Linked DNA regions of Homo sapiens: region 1 is linked to region 2. A link is a loop called in an ENCODE intact Hi-C map of the cell type or tissue named here. Cell type or tissue: sigmoid colon. All regions are shown on one strand. Each heading gives the region's core, and the rest is flanking DNA. Links, peaks and the distances in the headings are about the cores only.

Evidence for each region. A loop is a pair of places that touch in the nucleus more often than their neighbours do. Peaks named below come from ENCODE experiments on the same cell type or tissue, not always from the same donor. Only the 100,000 strongest peaks of a DNase experiment are listed, where the experiment ranks them.
Region 1: it touches region 2 in a loop (5-fold over the local background); 3 of 110 quality-filtered maps call a loop at or near these places.

The regions. Positions count from the first base shown.
Region 1 is chr20:3,860,668-3,868,988 of GRCh38, forward strand. It overlaps MAVS (mitochondrial antiviral signaling protein), which reads left to right. Exons shown (of 7, transcript NM_020746.5): 4 at 665-837; 5 at 1,587-1,746; 6 at 3,589-4,121; 7 at 5,016-8,321. The coding sequence ends at 5,480. Among named protein-coding and RNA genes, the nearest start is that of MAVS, 18 kb to the left of the region's middle. RefSeq lists an enhancer at 5,345-5,846. In sigmoid colon, for the core only: no CTCF peak of the experiment used is centred there; a DNase peak (open chromatin) is centred at 4,055.
Region 2 is chr20:3,919,672-3,927,992 of GRCh38, forward strand. It overlaps PANK2 (pantothenate kinase 2), which reads left to right. Exons shown (of 7, transcript NM_001386393.1): 7 at 3,573-8,321. The coding sequence ends at 3,623. RNF24 (ring finger protein 24) reads right to left here. Exons shown (of 6, transcript NM_001134337.3): 6 at 7,640-8,321. Among named protein-coding and RNA genes, the nearest start is that of MIR103B2, 6.3 kb to the left of the region's middle. RefSeq lists an enhancer at 6,365-6,534. In sigmoid colon, for the core only: no CTCF peak of the experiment used is centred there; DNase peaks (open chromatin) are centred at 4,786 and 7,990.

The DNA of each region.
Region 1 (8,321 bases), core at 141-8,140, 59 kb before region 2:
TCTGGCTTCTTTTTCTTTTTTTCCCCCGAGACGGAGTCTTGCTCTGTTGCCCAGGCTGGAGTGCAGTGGCGCGATCTCAGCTCACTGCAACCTCCGTCTCCCAGGTTCAAGCAATTCTTCTGCCTCAGCCTCCTGAGTAGCTGGGATTACAGGTGCTTGCCAGCACGCCTGGCTAATTTTTGTATTTTTAGTAGAGACGGGGTTTCACTATGTTGGCCAGGCTGGTCTTGAACTCCTGACCTCCTAATCCACCTGCCTTGGCCTCCCCAAATCCTGGGATTACAGGCATGAGCCATCGTGCCCAGCCCCTGATTCCTTCTTTTTTTTTCTTTCTTTTTTTTTTTAGACGGAGTCTCGCTCTGTCGCCCAGGCTGGAGTGCAGTGGCGCGATCTTGGCTTACTGCAAGCTCCGCCTCCCGGGTTCACGCCATTCTCCTGCCTCAGCCTCCTGAGTAGCTGGGACTACAGGGGCCCGCCACCATGCCCGGCTAATAATAATGTTGTATTTTTAGTAGAGATGGGGTTTCACTGTGTTAGCCAGGGTGGTCTCGATCTGACCTCGTGATCTGCCTGCCTTGGCCTCCCAAAGTGCTGAGATTACAGGCATGAGCCACTGTGCCCAGCCCTGATTCCTTCTTGATATCACTACATCTTTGTCCTCTAGGGACCTCGGACCGTCCCCCAGACCCACTGGAGCCACCGTCACTTCCTGCTGAGAGGCCAGGGCCCCCCACACCTGCTGCGGCCCACAGCATCCCCTACAACAGCTGCAGAGAGAAGGAGCCAAGTTACCCCATGCCTGTCCAGGAGACCCAGGCGCCAGAGTCCCCAGGAGAGGTCTGTCCTCATAGTCTACCTTGAGCCACCACTTTTGTGTTCCTATCTGCCCACTTCTGCCCATTGAGCCTTCCAGAAACCCTCTCCCGTCCCCTATAAATCACGCCTAATCTCTGCTCAGAACCCTAGGGCTTCCTCAGTGGGGATCTGCCCCAGACCAGCTTCCAGGCTGCTGACCAGGTCTTCACCCTGTGGCAGCCCTAATCCTCTGTCAGCAACCAGCTGGGAGACCACAGTTTTGTGTGTGTGTGTGTGTGTGTGTGTGACAGTGTCTCATTCTGTCACCCAGGCTGGAGTGCAGTGGAGTGATCTTGGCTCACTGCAACCTCTGCCTCCTGGGTTCAGGTCATTCTCCTGCCTCAGCCTCCTGAGTAGCTGGGATTACAGGCACCCACCACCACGCCCAGCTAATTTTTGTATTTTTAGTAGAGATGGGGTTTTGCCGTGTCAGCCAGGCTGGTCTCGAACTCCTGACCTCAGGTGATCTGCCCACCTTTGCCTCCCAAAGTGCTGGGATTACAGGCGTGAGCCACCGCACCTGGCAATGCTGTGTGTTTTCTGTGAGGTAGACGTAAGGACACCTGTGGACAGAGGGTCTGGGAATTACCAGAACCCAGGCAAGGGCTCCCCTGGCTCCTGTGCTCCATGGTGTGGGCTGAGGCCTATAGGAGATGCCCCAAGAGCACAAGCTGCCCTTTGTGAGCTCTTGGGAGAGGCAACTGCCTTATTCATATTTTCCCTCATTGCAGAATTCAGAGCAAGCCCTGCAGACGCTCAGCCCCAGAGCCATCCCAAGGAATCCAGATGGTGGCCCCCTGGAGTCCTCCTCTGACCTGGCAGCCCTCAGCCCTCTGACCTCCAGCGGGCATCAGGAGCAGGACACAGAACTGGGCAGTACCCACACAGCAGGTATGCATGGAATCTGGAATTATAGGGTCCTTCTGATCTCTCAAGTGAGGGTAAGAATTAGAGTTGCCCCATCTGGCTTCCTTGAACAGGAGACAAGGTGGGAATAAAGGGAGTTCAACCCAGGAAGCAAACCAGTTCCTTAGTGGGTGTATCAGTTAGCATTTGCTGTGTAACAAATAGTCCACTCCAGTTTTCCAAATTTTTTTTTTAGTAGCTTAAAATACAGCCATTTATTTAGCATATGATCCTGTGGGTCAGGCATTTGGGCTACCTACATGGGCATTTCTTCTGGTCTTGGCTGAATTTCCTCTCAAGTACTCACCGGTATATACATAAGTTCTGCCTCTGGCTGTTTGCTGAGCACCTTGGTTCTCTTCTATGTAGTCTCTCATCCTCCAGCACACAAACCCATCATGGCAGCTGGGCAGAGTTCTCAGAGAGGGCTCAAAACTGGCACAGTGTCCCCTGTGCTCCATTCTGTGGGCAAAAGCAAGTTATAAGGCCAGCCTAGATTCAAGGAGTAGGGAAATAGACTCCCTCCCTAGACGGGAGGACTGACAGGCACAGTGCAGTGGGGCTGGGTGGAGATGAGCGAGATAAGTAGGGCCATTTTTGCGCTCTGCCAAAGGGACTGTAGGGAACAGCCAGGGCCTATAGGGCAGTGGGAGAGGGACAGTGAAGGGCTGCATCAGCTGTTGGCAGGGGAACCTTTAGGCACTGTCTTACCGCAGAGATCTCCAGTTCCCAGTGAATCATGAAAACTTCTCAGTCCCCAGAGGAAGTAAGGTCTTCATCATCCAGTGGCCTGGACTCAACTCCAGATGTCAGTGCTCCCCCTCAGAAATATATAGTTGTCCATCTGGACCTCTCAGGCCAGCATGTCTCTTTCCTACTTCCCAAACTATTCCACATGACGCTGGTGCCCAGTCAGCCCTCAGTGCCCTGGGACAGCCACAAGACACATGAGCAGTTAGAGGCTGGGAGACGTCATCTTAGTACTTTTGTCATCCCCAAACTGCTCCAAGCACCTGTCTGCTTTGCAGTGTCACCTGGCCACGGGATGCCTTTCAGGAGTTGCTGTAGACCACAGAGGCAGAGGGCGCTTAGGTTTCAGTACGTTTGTAGACACAGGTCCCATGAGATTCTGTGGTATTAGATTGTGGTGGGGGAGCTGTACATCAGAATCACCCTGACTTTTGCCAGCTGTGGGGCTTGGCATGTGCATTCCGAGTTCCGTGGAGAGTCCTGCTGCAACTGCCTTTACAGACCATCACCACCTGCTATCCTCTGCTTCCCCCACCCAGGTCAGGCAGCCTCCCAGGGGTGGCTTTGTCCTTGTCCCCTCTCTTCCCAAGCCTCCGGGATGGCCAGGCCTCTCGGCTGGTGTGAGCTGTTCTGCATGAGCCATCCTGCCACCCCTTGCCCTGATCCATGGCTGCTCCCACTCATGGTGGTAGGAGAGGGACAGCAGTGGGGGAAGTGTCCAGGATTGCATGAGGCTAAGGTCAAAGTAGAAAAGGTAGACACAGGAGAGGGGAGGTTTCCCAGGTGGGAGAGGAAAAAGCGGAGAGAATAATTAATAATGGTCTTCAGGCTCCTAGGTACCATTTCACTGTGTGCCAGGACAGACCTGGGGCTACAGGTCAAGGACTGAGGGCAGCTGTTGGGCTTTCAGGCCAGGAAGCAGTGACCAAAGGGACTGTGGCATCTCCTCCAAGGGCAGGAGATTTGGAGGCCTAGACACAGTAGGGACCATGAGATCTGGGCCAGAGGGACCCTTCTCCAGGCCTCAAGGTAATGGTCTTTGGGTCTGTGTTTCCACTTGTGTTTTTCCACCGGCAGGTGCGACCTCCAGCCTCACACCATCCCGTGGGCCTGTGTCTCCATCTGTCTCCTTCCAGCCCCTGGCCCGTTCCACCCCCAGGGCAAGCCGCTTGCCTGGACCCACAGGGTCAGTTGTATCTACTGGCACCTCCTTCTCCTCCTCATCCCCTGGCTTGGCCTCTGCAGGGGCTGCAGAGGGTAAACAGGGTGCAGAGAGTGACCAGGCCGAGCCTATCATCTGCTCCAGTGGGGCAGAGGCACCTGCCAACTCTCTGCCCTCCAAAGTGCCTACCACCTTGATGCCTGTGAACACAGTGGCCCTGAAAGTGCCTGCCAACCCAGCATCTGTCAGCACAGTGCCCTCCAAGTTGCCAACTAGCTCAAAGCCCCCTGGTGCAGTGCCTTCTAATGCGCTCACCAATCCAGCACCATCCAAATTGCCCATCAACTCAACCCGTGCTGGCATGGTGCCATCCAAAGTGCCTACTAGCATGGTGCTCACCAAGGTGTCTGCCAGCACAGTCCCCACTGACGGGAGCAGCAGAAATGAGGTGAGTCCTCGCCCTTCCTGGCAGGGATCCTGGCCCCTTCCCCCGGGACAGCTTGCCCACCTGGCCCTGGCCTTGGCCCCTTCCCAGTCTGCATTCTGTGTCCAGCCTGTGCTGCTCTGTGGCCTCTCCTTGAGGGCATACAGACAGTTGAGAACCAGCCTCATGCAGGCCCCACACCATGTTCTCCAGGAGGAACAGTCATTGAGCTTCTAAGTCTGGACACCTCAGGAGGGTCAGCCACAGGGGGCACCCACTGGTCAGGTGTATAAGTTCATTTAGGGCTCGTAGTTCCTAGTGAAGCCGAGCGGTGCCGTTTTGCACATAAGGAAGCAGTGACGGGGACAGCACAGTGGCCCATCTGCCTCTTGCCTTGCTCTTCACCAGGATGCCTGGTGTGTCCCTCCATGGCCAGGCTTTACAGAACGCAGTCCCACCTGGAGCAGCCACTCGGACCCAGCAGCCCCCCATTGTTGCCTGCTCCAAGCCTCACATCTAACCCTAGCTGCGGCTGTCTGCTGGGAAGAGCCAAGTCCATAGGGCCCTTTGGGCACATGGCCAGGCCTCTGACCCTGTGGCTGCTCTCTAGTTCTCAGGCCCAGGCAGGATGTCAGTGCAGGATGGAGCCCCGCCCTACCAAAGGCTTCCAGGTGGGCATGAGCTCACAGGCAGGCCAGGGAGTAGGGAAAGGCTGCCCTGGAGGAGGCCACCATTGGTGCAGATTCTTGGTCCCCTCTACCCCCACTGCTCCAAGAAAAGGTGGCCTAGGGGCATTATAGATTGGGAATTGAGGGGTTGGAGTGTTAGTTCATGCCCTGGCCTGGGAATGGGACCGCCCTACCAGGTTCGTCTCCCTGCCAACCCCAGTCCCTTCCAGTGCTCTCCTTTCTTTCCCAGGAGACCCCAGCAGCTCCAACACCCGCCGGCGCCACTGGAGGCAGCTCAGCCTGGCTAGACAGCAGCTCTGAGAATAGGGGCCTTGGGTCGGAGCTGAGTAAGCCTGGCGTGCTGGCATCCCAGGTAGACAGCCCGTTCTCGGGCTGCTTCGAGGATCTTGCCATCAGTGCCAGCACCTCCTTGGGCATGGGGCCCTGCCATGGCCCAGAGGAGAATGAGTATAAGTCCGAGGGCACCTTTGGGATCCACGTGGCTGAGAACCCCAGCATCCAGCTCCTGGAGGGCAACCCTGGGCCACCTGCGGACCCGGATGGCGGCCCCAGGCCACAAGCCGACCGGAAGTTCCAGGAGAGGGAGGTGCCATGCCACAGGCCCTCACCTGGGGCTCTGTGGCTCCAGGTGGCTGTGACAGGGGTGCTGGTAGTCACACTCCTGGTGGTGCTGTACCGGCGGCGTCTGCACTAGTGAAGCCCTGGGCTCTTCCCACCACCCATCTGTTCCGTTCCTGCAGTACACCTGGCCCCTCTCCGAAGCCCCTTGTCCCTTTCTTGGGGATTGTGGAGGCTGGGTCAGAGGGGAGTTAAGGGACTGCAGGCCTGGCAGCAGGACATGCCTTGGCTGAACCAAGTCCTGAGAGCAGCATCTCTGTCCCCACGGTGCCTTGTGTGGGTCCCCGTCCTTGGCTTTCTGGGTCCTGGGCTGCCCCCAGTGCTCCAGACCTTCCCCACTGGCAATCCAGGTTATCATCCATGTCCTCCAGAGGAGCTTCCTCCTCCAGGCCTCAGCCCTGTTGGCCCAGGTGGAGCAGGAGGGACCACTGGAACATGTGGTGCTTGGGAATGCCTCTCCTGTTGCATTGGTCCCTGAAGGCCTCAGGGCAGGTATGTGGTGTGTGGGCGACTCCACAAGACCTGCCTCCCATCCTGGCAGCCCAGCCTGAGACCGTTGCATTGAGGCAGGCAGGAGCGGCAGGGTGGCTGCTCTCCAGGAGCCCAACTGCCTTGAGTTCCTGCCCCACTGGGCCCCCTCCCCTGCTGGGCAATCCTGGGAAGGTCTGGAGGTTCCTGTGGACCTCAGGGAAGCCAGGGGCAGCTGTCAGGCCTGAGGAAGACCTGTGGAGCTCCTCTCCAGCCTCCTCTTTCCCTCCCCTCTGGTCTCCATTCTCTTCAGCTCCCTACATGGGCTGGGGAGGAGACACCTGGTGGGCAGAGCTCAGGCAGAGGTTTGGATTTCAGCTCCCTCACTTCCGGGGCTGTGTGGCTTTGGCAGATGTCAGACTTCTGGTCTTGCTTCTCCACGTGGACAGTGAGTATCTGGCTCATTCTTCACTGGGTTCTTCTGAGATTGAACCTACAGGTGTTTGCCAAGTGCCTGGCCCAGAGCAAGTGGCCACTGCTTCTCCCATCTCTCTCCTGCCCAACCTGGTAGAGCTGAGGGCATGAGAGGCAGAGTGCACAGTGGTCAAGGGTGCAGCTCTGCAGCACAGGCAGCCTAGGCCTGCGTCCCAACCTGCCTCTCACCAGCTCTGTGACCTTGGGCAAGGGATTTATCTGTCTGTCCCTTAGTTTTCTCACCTGTAAAAGGAGGATAAGTATATATATATATTTCCCAGTGTTGTGAAGATTAAAGGAGTTTATCGATGTAGGTCTTAGGATGAGTCCTGGCATTTACCAAGGGTTGGATATATGTTATTATCACTATTAAGTGTTGAGGGTCCAGGCATGCTGGGCAACAGGGACCCCATCTCTACAAAAAAGTTTAAAAAATTAGCCAGGCGTGGTGGTGCACCTGTCGTCTTAGCTACTTGGGAGGCTGAGGTGGGAGGATCACTTGAGCCCAGAAGCTTGAAGCTGCAGTGAGCTAGGATCGTGCCACTGCACTCCAACCTGGGTGAGAGAGCGAGACCCTGTCTCAAGAAAAAGAAAAATGCAGAGAAACAGGAGTCTTGGCTACTCCTTTAGAGGCAGACTCAGACCCTCCTGCCTCACAGCTTTATCTTTGTATTTGCCCCTTACTTTATCTTGTGCCTTGAGAAATTGCTGGGGAGAGAGGTATGTCCACTGGGCAGCTGTACAGGATGGAGGATATAGGGCGTTTCCACTCCCAGCAGCCAGGTTCCCTCACCCCAAGCTCACCCACTGTTGGGGAGATTATCTACAATAACACCAGAAACACATTGGGGTGGATTGGGGGTATCCTTATGGGTTCTTTTCAGGGAACCATTGCTGGACAAGGCACAGGAGCCACCTCCATTTCTGAGCTCTGCAAGGGACAAGAACTAGAGCCATCAGGGGCTGGGCTCACTGTGGCCCCACCCCAAGCCGTCAGCCTCCAGGGATCTACACCCTGCCTTGGCTGCTACAGCTTTTTCACTCCACTGCCCTAGGGGAGTTCAGCAACCTAATGATCTCTATCTCTGAACATCTCTTCATCCCATGCTCCAAGTCCAGCAACCTGCACCCTGGAACCAGGAGTGGACCCTACCCGAGCTGTCTGTATTAATCCCCATCCCCCACCACCAATCTTAAAAAGCCCTCTGTCCCCCTACCCTAAACCCCAGTTAGGTACCCATGCTGGGCAGGTCAGTTAACAATTTATGCACAGGTACTAGTTTTATTGTATTACCGTTCCAGGGTAGCTTTGAAAAAAGTATCTCAAAAAGGCAACATGGGCCGAGCGCAGTGGCTCACGCCTGTAATCCCAGCACTTTGGGAGGCCAAGGTGGGCAGATCGCCTGAGGTCTGGAGTTCAAGACCAGCCTGGCCAACAGGGTGAAACCCCGTCTCTACAAAAATAAGAAAATTAGCCAGGTGTAGTGGCAGACGTCTGTAATCCCAGCTATTCAGGAGGCTGAGGCACGAGAATTCCATGAACCCAGGATGCGGAGGTTGCAGTGAGCCGAGATTGTGCCACTGCGCTCCAGCCTGGGCGACAGAGTGGTATTCTGTTTCAAAAAAAAAAAAAAAGGCAGTATGTAGCCCCGAAGACTGTTGCCCAAGTGGTAGAATGTTAGCACACTACCAGCCTAGGTAAAAAATACAAAAAGTAACTGGGCATGGCGGCGCCCATCTATAGTCCCAGCTACATGGGAGGCTGAGGTGGGAAGATAAGTCACTTGAGCCCGCCAGGAGGCGGAGGTTGTAGTGAGCTGAGATCGCACCACTGCACTCCAGCCTGGGTGACCGAGTGATACTCTGTCTCAAAGAAAAAAAATTATAATTTTAGCACAGTAACCAGCCATGATGGGAGATACCCTGGGTAAGGCATGTAGAAAGGGTTGAGGGACCTTCCCAGTCCCCTAGCCCC
Region 2 (8,321 bases), core at 238-8,237:
TATGGAAAGGCGTGTAGGGGTTCTTTCTTCCCTTCTTGGTTGTGGGGCAGTTGAACTATTCTTTCAACTGTTCTTGGATTTTAGATACTGTTATTATGAACATTTTTCAGAATTGTATTGCATATTTAGTTTAACAGTCTATATGAATTAAAGGAAATCAAAGTCCAGATAATAGCACAGATTTGAAGTGCTAGAGATTACTTTTTCCTTTAAAGTTACTTTAAGTTTTTCTTTTTAAATTGCTTTAGTTCATAGTTGAAGTCCAAAGTACACAAATCCCCATATCAAAAAGCTTAAAATTGAAGTCATCTAACTTAGTTTTAAAATTCTAACATTACTGTATTTGTAAACCAGCACCGAATTGCCATTAAGTTTCTTACAGTTCATGTTTCTGTATACATCTTTTTTTGTGATCTGACTTATTTTATTTTGCTTTATATTAGAATTTTTTAAACTCGAATGTTAGATCTTTTTCTGCTTTATTTCTGCCTCTTGTTTAACCTTTTCCTAGGTAGAACATGGAGATTAGTTTTTTAAGTTAACCTTAAAAAAAAAATAGGCTGGGTGCGGTGGCTCACGTCTGTAATCCCAGCACTTTGGGAGGCTGAGATGGGCAGATCACCTAAGGTCAGGAGACCAGCCTGGCCAACCATGGTCAATGTGGCAAAACCCTGTCTCTACTAAAAATACAAAAATTAGCTGGGCGCAATGGCGGGCGCCTATAATCCCCAGCTACTCGGGAGGCTGAGACAGGAGAATCTCTTGAATCTGGGAGGCGGAGGTTGCAGTGAGCTGAGATCGCACCACTGTACTACAGCCTGGGCAACAGAACGAGACTCTGTCTCAAAAACAAAAACAAACAACAACAACAAAACAAACAAAAACACCAAACAGGCCAGGTGCAGCGGCTCACGCCTGTAATCCCAGCACTTTGGGAGGCCGAGGTGGGCGGATCATGAGGTCAGGAGTTCAAGACCAGCCTGACCAACATGGAGAAGCCCTGTCTCTACAAAAAATACAAAAATTAGCTGGACGTGGTGGCACATACCTGTAATCCCAGCTACTTGGGAGGCTGAGGTGGGAAAATCTCTTGAACCCGGGAGGCAGAGGTTGCGGTGAGCCGAGATCGCACCACTGCACTCCAGCCTGGGCAACAAGAGCGAAACTCCATCTCAAAACAAAAAACAAAACACCAAACCGATATCATCATAATAGTTATAAGCCTTCGTGAAATTCTTGGTTGCATTTTGTCCTTATTGCTCGCTGACTTTGTTTTTCCCACTGCTTAGCTTTGCTGGTCCATTTGTCCCTGTGTTTTCCATTTGCATTCAGGCCTTTGACTCTTGTGTGCATCTCTGCCCTTGTGGAACTTTGATGATTATTTTATTTTATTTTTTTATTTAAGTTCTAGGATACATGTGCACAACGCGCAGGTTTGTTACATACGTATACATGTGCCATGTTGGTGTGCTGCACCCATTAACTCGTCATTTACATTAAGTATATCTCCTAATGCTATCCCTCCCCCCTCCCCCCACCCCATGGCAGGCCCTGGTGTGGGATGTTCCCCTTCCTGTGTCCAAGTGTTCTCATTGTTCAGTTCAGAACTTTGATTATTTTAGCCTCTCTGAGCCTTGAAATATTTTCTTGCCCTCACATTGAAGTCACTTTAACTTTTGTTGTGAAAGCTTCGTATAGATTCTCTCAAGCGTTTCCTCTTTGATCCTTTATTCTCATCTTAGCACGTTGTAGTTTATAACCACCTGTTTCTGTCTTGATAGTAGCATCCTAGTCTTCAGTGGACCCCCCCCATATATATATATAATGGTTAACTGTATCTTCTATATTTTTATTATAAAATAAAAGGTACAGAAAGCTGCCTAAAACAAACTGTATAGTGAACTATTAAGACAAACAGCCTTGCCTCTGTATTTCAGCTGTGCCTTGTCCTGTAGCTGCTGGCCGCCTCACATCACAGATTGGTGTGGCTGCCTTTATTTTATTTATACACACCAAAACCAAAGATGGTCAATATGCCTTTCTTTTTTTTGTTTTTTGAGATGGGGTCTTACTCTGTCAGCCAGGCTGGAGTGCAGTGGCGCAGTCTCGGCTCACTTTAACTTCTGCCTCCTGGGTTCAAGTGATTCTCTTGTCTAAGCCTCCTGAGTAGATGGGACTACAGGCACGTGCCACCGCACCTGGCTAATTTTTGTATTTTTAGTAGAGACACGGGGTTTGCCATATTGGCCAGGCTGGTCTTGAGCTCCAGACCTCAAGTGATCCACCTGCCTTGGCCTCCCGAAGTGCTGGGTTACCTGTGAGCCACTGCGCCCAGCCAATATGCCTTTCTTTTAAATTGCCAACTAGAGTGTGACAAGAAAGCCTTTGGCCTCTCGTTTGATCAGGTTTCTTGAAGAAGCTTTTCGTGAAAGATAGAGTGGTAGTTATTTATGTTTCAGAGACTTTTAAAAAATCCATACACAAGTCTTTCAGGATCTTCTCATTCCTTTTTTAGTTATTTCTTTTAAAAAGTAGTCTGATATCTTACCTTACAGGTTGGAGACCCTGATGGATTCTGCATCGTTTTAGGATTTGCCTCTGATTCTTGCTAGTGTTCTCTTTTCTGTCATTATGGGGTTTGCCCCGTTTTCTCTAATGTGCTATTCCTGTGTTTTGGTTTTGAGTTCTTGGTTGCATGTGACCTGACTGCTTCTGGAGACAGTACAGTGCTTGTCGTCTCTCAGCTGCTGCTTCTGTGTCTCAGGAGGGCTGAGGGCTGCCCTCCCTCGGGAGCCTCCGTGCTTCCTCAGGCTTTGCTCTTTGTTCTGTACCTCTCTTCACGTTACCTTTGGGTGGTGGTTTTCATTCCTGTGCCGCCTGCTTCTGGGCCAGTGATCCAGGTGTCTGGTGACCACCCGGGCACAGCTGCTTGGCTGCTGTGGGCACCTCAGCTTCCCATGTCCTGTAGGGAACTCACCCACCGGCCTTGCTCTCCACACCTCTTACTCCTGTGTCCCCTTTCTCGGGGATGCTGCCCCCTCCTGCTGTCCTGTCCTCTGTTAGGGGTGAATCTTGAATCCATCTTATCTCTTACTCTCCCTCCCTCTCCCAGCTCAGTCGGGCTCTCACCCTCTGTGACCCACCTCACAACTTCACCTGTTTCATTGCACTTTGCATCCGACCTCGCCTTCATTCCTTAGTTGTCTGGAAATGCTCCAGGCCTCTGCTGCTTCTCACCTCATTCCCCAGAAACAGTCAGGTTCTGTCTCTTACCAGAGGTAACTGAGCTGCTGCTGGCCTCATAGCTCCTGTCGCCCTCACTGCGGGTTTGGTTTTCCTCTTATCACAGTGGTCTGAAGTGCTTGGATAGTCTAGGACATCCAGCCCCCTCCCCAGACAGGGACTCCTTAGGGCGTCTCTGCTCCCAGGCTGGCCTTGGCCCTTCTGGGGTGCTCAGGAAATGGGTATGCTGTGTGTGGGCAGTGGTTGGCTTTAACACTAGTCATCATGTGTAAGGTGATTTGAATAAGTCTAAGGAAAATTGCACTTATTTTTGGTGTATTTTCTTTCAGGGTTATTTTGGAGCTGTTGGAGCACTCCTTGAGCTGTTGAAGATCCCGTGATCATTACCTGGGGAGGGGTTCCTGAAACCTTCCACAATGGGATCTGTGGACTTTCATTTTTTTAAGAGACTTACTCAATTTCATGACTGTACTACCTGAAACAAAGTGAGAAAGGACAGGTGTATTTTTCTAAGTCATCAAGATAAATCCTTAAGAATTCAGTCTAAATTAGCAACCAGGAAGGAAAAATATATTAAAAACAACAAAAAAGTGGCACATGTCCAGGCAGTGTGAGGATTTGCTGTATATAAGTTGCCTGCTTTGTATTTTTGAAATCTCTGCATCACTCATTGGAAGTGCTTCTGAAGAGAGCTGCTCTGTGTTCAGTTGACTGGTTTTGTGTCCTGTTTGAACTTGCTGAATGTAAGGCAGGCTACTATGCGTTATAATCTAATCACAATTTGTCAATATGGTCTTGGCAATCATCTGTGCATTACTCTGGTTTGCATTAAGCCTGTGTGTGAACTTACTGTAAAACATGTTTTATTTCAAGGTTCTGCAAAATTAATTGGGCAGGTTAATTGTGTACCTGAAACTTAACAAGCAGTTTTTGGAAGGGCAGTTCCACGTTACTTTACACTAAATCCTGGGAATGAATGTCTGGAGAGACAGGGCTTCTTTTCTTGGCAGAATTTCCTTGGGTAGTGGGCGGACTGTTCTGATGCAAGTGGGTACACTGGCAGAAGCAGCACAATCTGGAGGACTAACATGAGTCAGCAGGGCCACTAGAATTGACACCCCCTCAGGGGATCAGGGAGAATCTGGTTTTTCTTTCAGGCTAAGTAGAAAAGGAAGAACTGAAGTGTCTGTCAAAGAACTCATGGGGAGTGGGGGGTCCTTCAGGGCACTGTGGCACTTGGGAGGTGAGTCTCAGAAGACTGCCTGAGGAGAGTGCCAGGCTGCAGGTGCTCTTGGTAGGGGCTGAAGCTTTTCTTTCTGCTTTGCAGAATAATTTCAAAAGCCTTTCCCAAGGAGAGAATGCACCTTTTATATCTGAGGTCTTAAGTGGTGCCCATATTGCTGTTGAAGGCAAGGATGGGCCTGTACAAAGCAGCCTTGGACCAGGAGGGAAAACCCCAAGGCTCTGCAGCCTCCCTGCTCCCCTCCGTTTAAGGCTGTGGTCAGGGAGGGATGGGCAGGGTGCCAGCCGCATGGAGGCAGCAGAGACACCCGTGTTCCAGCTGGGGCAAGGGGAACTGATATGTGGGCTGTGGGCTGTTCCACTAGGCGTGGCCACCTCTGCACATGGGCCTTGGCACTTAGGAAATATGGGTGCTGCTGCATTGGGACCTTGTGTGGGTGCAGAGCAGGATGGCTGCTGCGTGGAGGGTAATTTTGTCCCCTGGAGAGTGATTGGTGACCCTCTTCCCTGCTGCTGCTGTTTGCAGGCTCCTGGCCTATACTACCTCTGACGCCCTGATCCTGAGTTCCTCTGCCCTCCTCTGCTGCCAGCAGCGCTGTTGGTGGCCTCACCCTCCTCCAGTACCCAGGCACCAAAGATGGCACCACCATCCTCCTGCTTGTACCACAGGGTGCTGCTCCCTGGGCCAACTCCTGTGAACTTGCTCACTTCCCATGGAGACCGAGGCCAGGGCCTGCCCCTCTGAGGCCCCTGTTTTGTGGTCCTGCTGCCTCTGCTGTGCTGCGTTCAGGAGGTTGTCCACTGCTCGACGTGGGTCACCATGCAGCCCTTGCTGTTCCCACAATTTAACAGAAAAGGAAACTGAACGGATGAGTAAGGCTGCCCAGGGTCACTCAGCTGGAAAAGAGTAGAGCTGGACTCAAACCCGGGACTGTCTGTCTCTGGTGCCTGAGTTGGGAAGACGCTGTTGATGTCCCCTTCTGCCTCGCTTTGAGCTTCCTCCTCCGTGGGCCCTCCCCCTACTCTAGAGAAACTAGTCCATTCCCTCATGTTCCACCTTGTGCTCAGTAAACCCTGTCACTCCACAGCAGGGTTTTTGAGACAGTCTCGCTGTGTCACCCAGGTGGAGTGCAGTGGGGCGATCTCAGCTCACTGCAACCTCTGCCTTCCAGGCTCAAGCAATTCTCCTGCCTTAGCCTCCTGCGTAGCTGAGACTACAGGCATGTGCCACCATGGCTGGCTAATTTTTATATTTTTAGTAGAGATGGGGTTTCACCATGATGGCCAGGCTGGTCTCGAACTCCAGACCCCAGGTGATCCGCCTGCCTTGGCCTCCCAAAGTGCTGGGAATACAGGTGTGAGCCCCTGCGCCCGGCTCACAGCAGGGTTCTTGATAGGCCACCAGTGAATCCCATGCCACCGAATCTGGCATTCATTTCACAGCCTCATCTCAGTTCTCACTCAGCAGAGCCCTCTTGCCTGTCCTGCCACCCAGGCTACTAATGTTCTGGTTCATTCTCTGCTGACAGTTAGCTGTGGCTGTCCTCAGCCTCAGTCCTGGGTCTCCCCAAGCAGTCATTAGCATCACCTTGACTGATTTCCAGGGAACACTTCAACCACCCCTTACCTCTGAGCTCCAGCCCCGAGACACTGCCTTCTCTCTGCATTTGTTGATCTCTGTGCAGCAGTGCCCACATCCTCATCCCAGCTTACTGCCGTCTCACCACCTTCAGGTTGTGAGGTGCCCATAAACTCTGCTGTTACCATTGCCACTTCCCTGTCTTAGCAGCTGTCCCTTTCAGTCTGCCCTCCACTAGTGGCCATGAAGGGGGCTGTGACCGTGGTCCAGGTGAGAAAGGAAGGCCTGAACTAAGATGGGAGGTGGGTGGCCAGAATGGAGAGGGGAGAAGTGGATGGCCAGAATGGAGAGATGCTTAGAGGGCTGTGTTGGGAAGTGGTGACTGGATACAGGGGAGGGAGGAGAGATACAAGAGGGCACCTGGGCTCATTTGTGGACTACGTGATTTTGAGACTCCAAATAAGCACTGGGTATTTGGGTTGGAGATACAGAGCTGAGAATGATATGCATGTAGGTGGGCAAAGCAAGGGGGATTTCATGAGTTCTAAGGTAGGGTGAGAAAAATAACCGAGAGTTGAGCAGTGACGGAGGAAGCTGCAAAGAAAACGACTGCTCAGGGAGAGGCTGGCCAGGGGCCTGTGGCTCAGGGGACTGAGAAGAGGAGCTCTCTAGGCATCTGAATTGAGGTTGCCCACAATTGGTTGCAAGATCGTGGCTGGCCTTGATGGAAGCTGGGAAGCCACTCGGTCCTAGTGAGGGGTGGTGAGGAGAGCAGCAACGGCCACACAGGAAGGCTTTGGACGTTTTTTCTCCTGACACTAGTTATTTCCAGGCCTGGGATATAGCTAGGGGCTTGGGGTGGGGGCAACTCTTTGCAGGGTGGTGTGGCCTGTGGAGGAAACAGGCTCAGTTCCACTACTTTGGCCAGGTGCAATGGCTCATGCCTGTAATCCCAGCACTTTGGAAGGCCAAGGCGGGTGGATCACCTGAGGTCAGGAGTTCAAGACCAGCCTGGACAACATGGTGAAACCCCGTCTCTACTGAAAATACAAAAATAATTAGCCGGGAATGGTGGTGCGTGCCTGTAATCCCAGGTACTCGAGAGGCTGAGGCAGACAGTTGCTTGAACCTGGGAGGCAGAGGTTGCTGCAGTGAGCCGAGATTGCTGCACTGCACTCCAGCCTGGGTGACAGCAAGACTGTCTCAAAAAAAAAAAAAAAAAAAAATCCGCTATTTCAGGTCACCCTGGTGCTGGCGTTCACGTGGAAGACTGCTTATCTGTATCCAGCTGTTTGCAGAGCTCAGGGAGGCCAGGGGGCTTCAGACTCCACTGTACTCTGCATTCCAGGATTCTCTGTTCTCTGGCTGTGGTGGCCTGACACACTCTTCACCACTGACCCCACCCCCGCTTGCACACTATGCCACAGGAAGGGCAGGGGCTTCCATCACAATCACTCAGTACTAGTTACCAGCTCTGATAGAATTACTCACCTTGAGTTTCCAAGTCTTGCTGAAGGTGCTTGCGTAAGTGGCACATGGATGTTCCCTCTGTTCAAAGGCATATGCACAACACTATTTTTCAAAATTTGCTTTTATTTACACGTTTGAGTCAATTACATGCATGTTTTATTTTTGAGGAGTGATTAGCAAAATGCATTAAAATTTTAAAATAGCAATTAAATATACAAAAATATAGCTTACAAAAAACTGCGAATGTTTAAAAATATTCTGCTGCAGAATTTTTAGTGTACAAAGACGTCTATGAAACCTGAGGTTCAGCATTTCATAAACCTTTTTTTGAGGGAGTTACACAATACCTAGTGAGGAAACCCGAGGGCCAAACTACAAGACGAAAAAGTGCCCCGTTCCTGGCAATGATGTCAGAAGACCAAGAGGCGATAGTTACCAGCAACACTCTAGGAAGACCAGCTGTCACCAGAAGGGAGTTCCTAACACTTGCCACACCTGCTCCCCCGACCGGGGGCCTGGGAGGGAAGGGCAGATGGAGAGGAACGGTGTGCAGTGGGCGTGAGATGCAGATCCACCAGGCTTGGGACTGGCAAAGGGAGCTGAGAAGAGAGTTCCCCCAAAGCACAAACAAGTCTGCTGACACTGGTGGGGCCCTTACAGTCACAGAAGTAAGGACTGGATGGTAAGCCAAAGGTGCTGATGCTTGGTCAAAAAGTGGAGTACATCTTTGCATCTTGTAACAATTTGGGCTCTACAGCTGAATTGGCAAAGTAAGGTTTACTACACA